Linked DNA regions of Homo sapiens: region 2 is linked to region 1. A link is a contact called in ENCODE POLR2A ChIA-PET data. All regions are on one chromosome and are shown on one strand. Each heading gives the region's core, a stretch centred on a gene start or an enhancer-like site at or near the end of the contact. The rest is flanking DNA. Distances are from core to core; before and after follow the strand shown.

The links. ChIA-PET counts read pairs that join two places held with the same protein, here RNA polymerase II (POLR2A).
Region 2: POLR2A ChIA-PET joins it to region 1 with 10 read pairs in B cell. The contact joins the enhancer-like site here to the promoter of TICAM1 in region 1. POLR2A ChIA-PET finds 5 or more read pairs at or near these places in 3 of 52 experiments (AG04449, B cell and K562).

The regions. Positions count from the first base shown.
Region 1 is chr19:4,830,257-4,834,587 of GRCh38, forward strand. TICAM1 (TIR domain containing adaptor molecule 1) reads right to left here and starts at 1,456. Exons shown (of 2, transcript NM_182919.4): 1 at 1,358-1,456. RefSeq lists silencers at 1,173-1,292, 1,303-1,592.
Region 2 is chr19:5,058,971-5,063,428 of GRCh38, forward strand. All of the region lies in intron 6 of KDM4B (lysine demethylase 4B), which reads left to right. Among named protein-coding and RNA genes, the nearest start is that of KDM4B, 92 kb to the left of the region's middle. Within about 2 kb of position 1,785, at least 7 of the 41 ENCODE cell types and tissues checked have a DNase peak (open chromatin) inside an H3K27ac peak, as active enhancers do.

The sequences.
Region 1 (4,331 bases), core at 206-2,705:
TTTGTATTTTTGGTAGAGACAGAGTCTCACCCATGTTACCCAGGATCCTGGGCTCAAGCAATCCACCTGCCTCAGCCTCCCAAAGTGTTGGGATTACAGGCATAAACCACTGCACCCGGCTAACTTTCTTTTTGAATTTTTTTGTAGAGGTGGAGTCTCGCTATGCTGCCCAGGCTTGTCTTGAACTCCTGGGCTCAAGTGATCCTCCCACCTTGTCCTTTTTAAATGTTTTAACCACCTCTCCCACTCTCCTTCCCACACTCTCATGCAGCCTTTCATGCATCGAATATGCATTTATTGAGCACCTACTAGGTCCAGGAACTGTTCAAAGTGCCACTGCATATCAAGGCAGGCACATCTACCCTCACAGAGCTCCCAGTCTGGTTCAGGGAGACCAACAGTAAGCGAGAAAATAACCCAAGATCATTTCAGAGAATGAAAAGTAACGTGAAAGCCATGAGCCGGGGGCTGTGTGGCTCTGAGAGACTGGCTGGGAAGGGGCTACAGGGGACCACGGTGGTCAAGGGAGGCCTTTGGGGACAGGAGGTAACATTGAGCTGAGACCTAAAGGAGCTGAGGGAGGAGGCTGGGTGGAGATCAGGGAGGAAAGCTTCTGGAAGGTGAAGCCACCTGCCCAAAGGCCCTGGGGCAGGACTGCGCCTGGTGAGCTGGAGGAACAGTAAGGAAGCCCATGTGGCTGGATAACCGTTAGGAGGGGGAGAAAGGAAGAAGGTGTGTGGTGGTACAGGGTGTGAGGTTGGGATCCTGGGTGTCAGGGAAGAGTTTGGGGTGTCAGGGAGGAATTTGGGGTGTCTGGGAGGAATCTGGGGTATTCGGGAGGGATCCTGGGTGTTGGGGAAGAATCCAGGGTGTCAGAGAGGGGTCCTGGGTGTCACGGAGGAATTTGGGGTATCAGGGAGGGACCTTGGGTGTCAGGGAGAAATTCAGGGCGTTGAGAGAAATATGGGGTGTGAGGTAGGAAGCTTGGGTGTCAGGAATTTGGGGTGAGAAGGAATATGGGGTTTCAGGTAGGAATCCTGGGTGTTGGGGAGGAATCTGGGGTGTCCGGGAGGAATCTGGGGTTTGGGGGAGGGGTCAGGCTGTCGGGGAGGAAGCCAGGGTGCTGGGGAGGATCCCGACAGTGGGGGAGGATCTGGGCCACCAGCGCGGGGAGCTGGAGGTTGAGGGGAACGTCAACCTCCCAACGCGCGGCGCCAGGCCCCCTCCTCCGCACCGGGGCCCTAAGAGGGAGGCCAGGTGGCCTGGAGCCCTGGCGAGCGGCACGGGCTCAGGGCCACCCCCCACACCCCCGACACCTTCTCCACCTCAGGCCCGTCCTCGCCCCTTCCCCACCTACCAGGGATCCGGGGCTGCCGGCTGCGCCACTGGGTCCTGGGGTCCTGGGGGCTGGGGCTTCTGCGGAGTTGCCCGCGGACCGTAGCGCGCTGAGGGCGCTGGCTCCACCCCGCGGCCCGCGCCCTGGGAAGGAAGCGCGCCGCCCCTTCCGCGTCCCGGGTGGGTGTGGGACGTGAGGTCACGGTTTCGGAGTCCTGCCCCGCAGCACCGGGAAAGTCCCCGGGTCGCCCCGCACCCATGCGCTCTCTTCCCAACCCTTGCGGTCACGTTCAGCAAGTGTGAGCACCTACTGTCTGCAGGGGGCCAGAAGAACTCGCATCTGCTCTCGGGGAGCCCACAGTCATCTGGGCGGGGGTCCCAGATGAGAAAGTAATCACAATTGTAAAGTGGGATCATCTCCGTTAGTGATAGGTGCTTTCCAGGAAATAAATGTAGCAGCTGTTTTTATTTTATTTCTCTTATTTTATTTGTTTGTTTGTTTATTTATTTTTTTATTTATTTTCCGAGACGGAGTTTCGCTCTTGTTGCCCAGGCTGGAGTGCAATGGCGCAATCTCAGCTCACTGCAACCTCCGCCTCCCGGGTCCAAGCAATTCTACTGCCTCAGCTTCCTGAGTAACTGGGATTACAGGCATGTGCCACCACACCTGGCTAATTTTGTATTTTTAGTAGAGATGGAGTTTCTCCACCTTGGTCAGCGTGGTCTCGAACTCCCAACTTCAGGTGATCCACCTGCCTTGGCCTCCCAAAGTGCTGGGATTACAGGTGTGAGCCACCGTGTCCGGCCTCCCTTTTTTTTTTTTTTTTTTTTAGTTGGAGTCTTACTCTGTGGCCTAGGCTGGAGTGCGGTAGTGCGACCTCGGCTCACTGCAACCTCCACCTCATGGGTTCAAGCGATTCTCCTGCCTCAGCCTCCTGAGTAGCTGGGATTACAGGCACGTGCCACCACACCTGGCTAATTTTTGTATTTTTAGTTGAGATGGGGTTTCACCATGTTGGCCAGGCTGGTCTCGAACTCTTGACCTCAGGTGATCTGCCCGCCTCGGCCTCCCAAAGTGCTGGGATTACAGGCGTGAGCCGCTGCGCCCGGCCTAATTTTATGATTATAATAATTATTATTATTTGAAACGGGGTCTCCCTATATTACCCAGGCTGCTTTCAAACTTCCAGGCTCAAGCAATCCTCCCGCCTCGGCCTCTCAAAGTGCTAGGATTACAGGTGTGAGCCACCGCACCTGGCCTATATTATTTTTATCACCACATTAAATAAGATCTAATAATCACAGTGATTTTGCCGTGGTGACAAGTGTCAGATGTGTTTCTGGTTGCAATGCAATCTGAAAGTATCTGTGGTTTTTATTAGGGACAAACGGACAAAGTCCCAGGTCCTGTGGTTGTCTTCATTAATAATTGAGGGAATGGTAATTATCAGTTAGAGTCAGTGAAAATAAAGATGTGAAATTTTTTTCCTCCATCAGAATTCACAGACACCCTGAACACCCCTAAGAGGCTCAGGGACCCCAGGCTGAAGTTCACCTAAAAGTTCTTGTAGGGAGATAGCAATGGAAGTTATGTTGATGTCAAATCCCCCACAGTTCCCCTTATTGAGTACTTCTCTCCAGTGAGGGAGAAATTTTATTGAGCACTGACTGTGTTCCAGGAACGTCTAGGCTCTGGGAATACAGTAGCGGGGAAGACAGAAATGGTCTTACCCTTCAGGGTCTCCAGGGCTGGTGGGGGAGAGAAAGTTAAACACATCCTCCTGGCCTCTCTGTCTCCCACCCCAAAATTACCAATTCAAGGAGTGTCTCATAGGTGCTTGTACCCATGCAAAACTGTGCCCAGACTTTTTTTTTTTTTTTTTTTTTGAGACAGAATCTCACTCAGTCACCAGGCTGGAGTGCAGTGGTGCAATCTCGGCTCACTGCAACCTCAGCCTCCCGGGTTCAAGCGATCCTCCTGCCTCAGCCTCCCGAGTAGCTGGGACTACAGGTGCATGCCCCCATGCCTGGCTAATTTTTGTATTTTTAGTAGAGATGGAGTTTCACCATGTTGGCAAGGATGGTCTCGATCTCTTAACCTCGTGATCCACCCGCTCAGCCTCCCAAAGTGCTGGGATTACAGGCGTGAGCCACTGCACCCGGCTTTTTTTTTTTTTTTAGAGATGGGATTTCACTCTGTCGCACAGGCCGGAGTGGAGTGGCGCCATCATAGCTCAAAGCAGCCTCCAATTCTGGGCCTCAAGCGATCCTCCTGCCTGAGCCTCCCAAGTAGCTGGGACTACAGGCACGCAACACTGTGTTGAATTATTTTTTACATTTTTCTTTTAGAGACAGGGTCTCACTATGTTACCCAGACTGGTCCCCGACTCCTAGCTTTAAGAGATTGTCCCAATTTGGCCTCCCAAAGTGGTGGGATTACAGACATGAATCACCGTGACTGGGCTTTGCTGGTCAACTGATCAATGTCCTTTTTTTTTTTTTTTTTTTTTTTTTGAGACAGGGTCTTAATCTGCCACCCAGGCTGGAGTGTAGTGGTGTGATCACTAATCACTGTAGCCTTGACCTCCTGGTCTCAAGCGATCCTCCCACCTCAGCCTCCCAAGTAGCTGGGACTGCAGGTGCATGCCACCATGCCTGGCTAATGTAATTTTTTTTTTCTTTTGTAGAGATGATGTCTTTCTATGTTGACCAGGCTGGTTTCAAACTCCTGGCCTCAAGCAATCCTCCTGCCTTGGCTTCCCAAGGTGTTGGAATTACAGGCGTGAGCCACCATGCCTGGCTTGATCAATGTCTTAAAACAACCGTTTCTCCATCAAAATGGGTTTGATGGTTCCCATTTTACAGATGAGAGAACAGGCTCAGAGAAGGTAATGGCTGAAGAATTCAGAATTCCAGGGCTGCAGATGGGTGAATTTGGCCACTTGCAGAGAGGTGCAGTTGCCCCCTCTCTTCTTCAGTGAAAGAAACAGGCCGGG
Region 2 (4,458 bases), core at 535-3,034, 230 kb after region 1:
AATCCCGCCAGGCGGTGTTTGGATGAGGAGTTTATTCAGGCTGTGGGGGTCTGTGCGTGCCCGCGGGTCCCTCCCACTGCAGCCGGCGAGGCTGGCCCTGACCCAGAGTCGCCCGCCCACCCAGTCTACGTAGGCATTAGAGGTTTGGGTTCTGAGCTCAGGGCCTGGTTTCCATGGCAAATTTCTCTCCCTTCGGCGAGGCTGCTGCCGGCGGGGTTCAGCTCCCCAGAAGGGAGATGGCAGCAAATCTGCGGGAGGAGAGTCTTCGTTATCTTTGCTTAAAAATTGGGCAGCGCATGGCTTCCTCCCCTCCACACTCGCCAGCAGCAGGGGACAGGAGCGCTGGCTGCCTTCTGATGAAACGGGGCGGGCGCAGGATGGGGCCGATGACAGCGATGCTAATGGCCCTCATTCAGCAGCCTCCCGCCGAGGGCTCGGGCCGCTTGTTCTCCCTGACCTGATTGCGAGCCAAGCAGACTTAACCCGTGTGTGAGCCAAACCCTCCCGGAGCTCCAGAGCCCAGCCCGGGTCCCCGAGGCCCAGGGAGGGACCCAGCATCCTGCGGCCTCTGCCCGTGGTGGGCACAGGCTGAGACTTAGGTCATAGGAACAGGAGCGCGTAGCCTCATGGCCATCGGCCTGTGTGTGAGACAGTTCAACTCCCGTGCTCTCCAAAGCTAGTCCCATCATTACACGCGCCATTTAGGACGCTCCAGGCCATCTCGGTCACCAGGGGCCTGGCGGTCACCGTGTTTCCTCATGAGGCTCAGTGGGTGCTGTGTGTCTGTGGGTGCCGGTGATGAAATAAATGTAAGCATAGAGGCATCAGAGCATTTTAATAGATGGGAGCCTCCACAGCCTGCAGGTATCCAGACGACGTTCTGCACACAGAGACTCAGACTCCCACCAGGGCCTCACGCCCCACTGCCTCTCCGGGATGCCTGCGTGTGGCTCACTCCCACCACGGGCACATCAGCCCTGGTGCCCAGCTGGCCTTCTGCAGAGCCTGGTGCTGGAGCAGCTTCTCGAATTCTCTGCTGCCTCCTCCCCACAGCCTTCCAGGGCCTCAGAGCTGCTGCCAGGCCAGCACCTCCTTGGGCCCGTGTTGAGGCCCCACGGGGCTGGGCTCATGTGGGAGCTGATCTTGGCCGGGTGATCCCTCACTGCTCTGGACAAAAGGGAGCCATGGGCCGGGCATGGTGGCTCACGCCTGTAATCCCAGCACTTTGGGAGGCCAAGGTGGGCGGATCACCTGAGGTCGGAGTTTGAGACCAGCCTGGCTAATGTGGTGAAACCCCGTCTCTATTAAAAATACAAAAATTAGCCGGGTGTTGTGGTGGGTGCCTGTAGTCCCAGCTACTCGGGAGGCTGAGACAGGAGAATGGCGTGAACCCGGGAGGTGGAGGTTGCAGTGAGCCAAGATTGTCCCATCCAGCCTGGGTGACGGAGGAAGACTCTGTCTCCAAAAAAAAAAAAAAAAAAAAAAAAAAAAAAGGGAGCCATGATTGTTCTCCAGCTGCAGTCCCTGTCTCTTCAGACCCTCTGTGCTCTTAGGAGACTGTCGTTGTTCTCTCCTTTTTAAACCATCCTGTGCCTTTTAACAGAATAAACGGCAAGGGGTCCCCACTGAGGTCGAATAATGCTGGAGGAGGGCCGTGGGTCCAGGCATGGTGGGGGCTGCCTCCTGGTTGTTGATGAGCAGAAATTCAGGCCGGTTTGACGGCAGGCACGTGAGGGAGGTTGCTGTGTGTCAGTGGCCCTGTGTCCCTGGCACTGTGTCCGAACCTGACAGCCGCCGCTGTGTCACTGGGCACCTGCCCTGCGCACCCTCCCCTGTGACGGGCACTCTCACAGCTTTCCTGGCGAGGCTGAGGGAAAAACATGGCAAACAACTCGCACATGACTTTGCGTTTTTGGCCTTGTCATATAATAAAAGTAATTTGTGGGCCTAAAATAAATCAGGGCTGGGGATCAGATGCCTCCAATCTGGCCTTTAATTGCAGGCGTGACATGGCTTGCCTCGGCGAGTCTGCTCCTAATTAAAGTGGGCTGGCGGTGTATGAAGTTCGCACGGATCCTCAGGGTGCTGACCCAGCCCCGGTTCCGGAGGGCCAGTGTGACGACACCTCGTGGCCCAGGAGAGCAGGGCGGGCCACCCATGGCCACCGTGCCAGGAATGGGGTCTTCTGGCTGGCCCTGCGAGAGCCGAGAGCTCTGTCTCCTCCGCCTGCTGCTCCGCTTTGTCGGGCATTCCTGTGGGCGGCTCTCCCCATCCCAGGCTCCCCATCTTCCCTGAGCCGAGGCTCCCAGGACTCTGCTGGTCTCCTGTGTGTCTCAATAAAAGGTCATTATTTGAAATCATTGTCACCACTGGTTTAAGATACCAAATTCCATCATCTCTTGTCCCGTAAAACGATCCATTAAAGATAAAGCCACTGCAGCTCAATAAGGCTGTTTCCTGGGAACAAGCCACCCTGCTCCCTGGCAGATCCTATCTCCCAAGCAAGTATTAGTATCTGCCACATAAAGGAGCCCCTGTGCTGGGGACAAATGAGGGAGGTGGCCTTTCCCCAGGATGAGGCTCCATGAAAGAAGATTTTTCCAGTAGAAACAGGCAGGTTGGCTCATGCCTGTAATTCCAGAGCTTTGGGCAGCTGAGGCCAGAGGATTGCTTGAGCCAGCCACTGGAGCTCGAGAACAGCCTGGGCAACATTGCAAGACTCCATCTCTACAAAAAAAGAAGAAAAAATCAGCTGGGTGTAGGGCGCACACCTGTCATCTTTTAGCTACATGGGAGGCTGAGGAGGGAGTATTGCTTGAGCCTGGGAATTTGAGGCTGCAGCAAAGACCCTGTCTCTTAAAAAAAAAAAACAAAAAACAACAACAAAAAACAACAACAAAAAAAAACAGAAGAAAGAAATAGGGTAGCTTTCCATCAGATATTGGAGGAGTTCTGTCATTGCCTTGGGAGGAGCCGTGCAGCCCAGGCTGGGCTCCATTTCTGCAGCGGTGGCATCTGGGGGAGCAGGGCTGGCCCCGCAGAATGCCAGGGCTGGAGCCTTCCCCATGGGGCCTGCACCTGCTCTGGGACTCCCGTTTCTCCTGTGAGTCTTTGCGAAAGGGTCTCACTCCTCCTCTTCCTGCCCTCTGTCCGGTCCCCTGTAATCTCTCCCTCCCAGCAGGCTGCGGTTGGTGACATCTCCTCTCCCTCTCTCTCAGCCAGGATATGGGACCTCAGTGCTCTTGGCAGTTCCCGGGCTGTCTGTGTGTCCTGGCCTGTGGATCCACTCCCTTGCCTGTGCAGGCACTTTTTCTAACATCTTTATCTCTCCAGACTGACCTGTGGGGCAGCTGCCTGTCCTGGGCGACCCATCCTCCTGGGGTGGCCATCGGTAGCATGCCTTTCCTGCTGCTGGCGACTACGTGATGAGCTCTGGCACCTGCCCTTCCTCCCGTCCGTCCCCATGCGCTGTTGCAGGGGTGTGGAGGGGTTTTACCCAGGGAGGCACTGGCTTCCCAGGTCAGAGCCTGTGAGTACAGCAGGCAAGTGCACTACCAGGTCTGTGTGTGGCCTTGTTTGTGGAGAGAATTCCTGCTCCACCCTAGACGAGGGACAGGTTTACCCTAGTGGGTTTAGAGTGTTCTGTTAATGTTCTTTCTGCTGTAGAGGAAACCCTCTTTTTGTTGACTTTTTTTTTTAATTAAAAATTCTGCCACCTTGCTGGGCTGTGTTTAATTCTATAGTTTTACCAGTTTCTTTGTTTGCTTAGATTTCCTAAGTAGAAACTTATGTTATAATTAAACTGTTTTTTTTTTTTTTTTTTTTTTAGAGATAGAGTTTCCCTCTGTTGCCTAGGTTGGAGTGCAGTGGTGCAGTCATGGCTCACTGCAGCCTCAACCTCTTGGACTCCAGTGATCCTCCTGCCTCAGCATTCTGAGGAGCTGGGAACACAGGCATGCACCATCACGCCTTACTTAGACGTTTATATTATGATTTTAAGAAGTTTGTCTTATCCCTTCTGCTTGGTAAACCCTTTGTCTTTTTCTTGATATATCACATTGGCTAGTGTCTCTAGTGCAGTGTGACGTGTGCTGTGATGATGGGCAGGTTGTGTCCTCTCCTGCCTCGCCATGAAGGTGGTAGTGGGAGAGTCCCTGCTAGTCCTGGTTGCCTGAGAATTTTTGTACCAAATGCTTTGGAATTTTTGATAGATATTAATTTTTGGAATGTCTTTGCAACCTTGGAGATAAACTCTTCTTGGTCTTGCAATAGCCTACTGTGCTTGACTCACTAATGCTGTATTTAGGATTTTTACATCCACGTGGGACTGGCTGATCATTTTCTTGCGTGTTCTTTGTTGGTGCTGGGGTTTCCCATTTGTTCATTTATTCATCCATTTGGAAAATATGCCGGATTCAGAAAACGAGCTCAGTAACGTCAGATATTCCCTACTGCTTG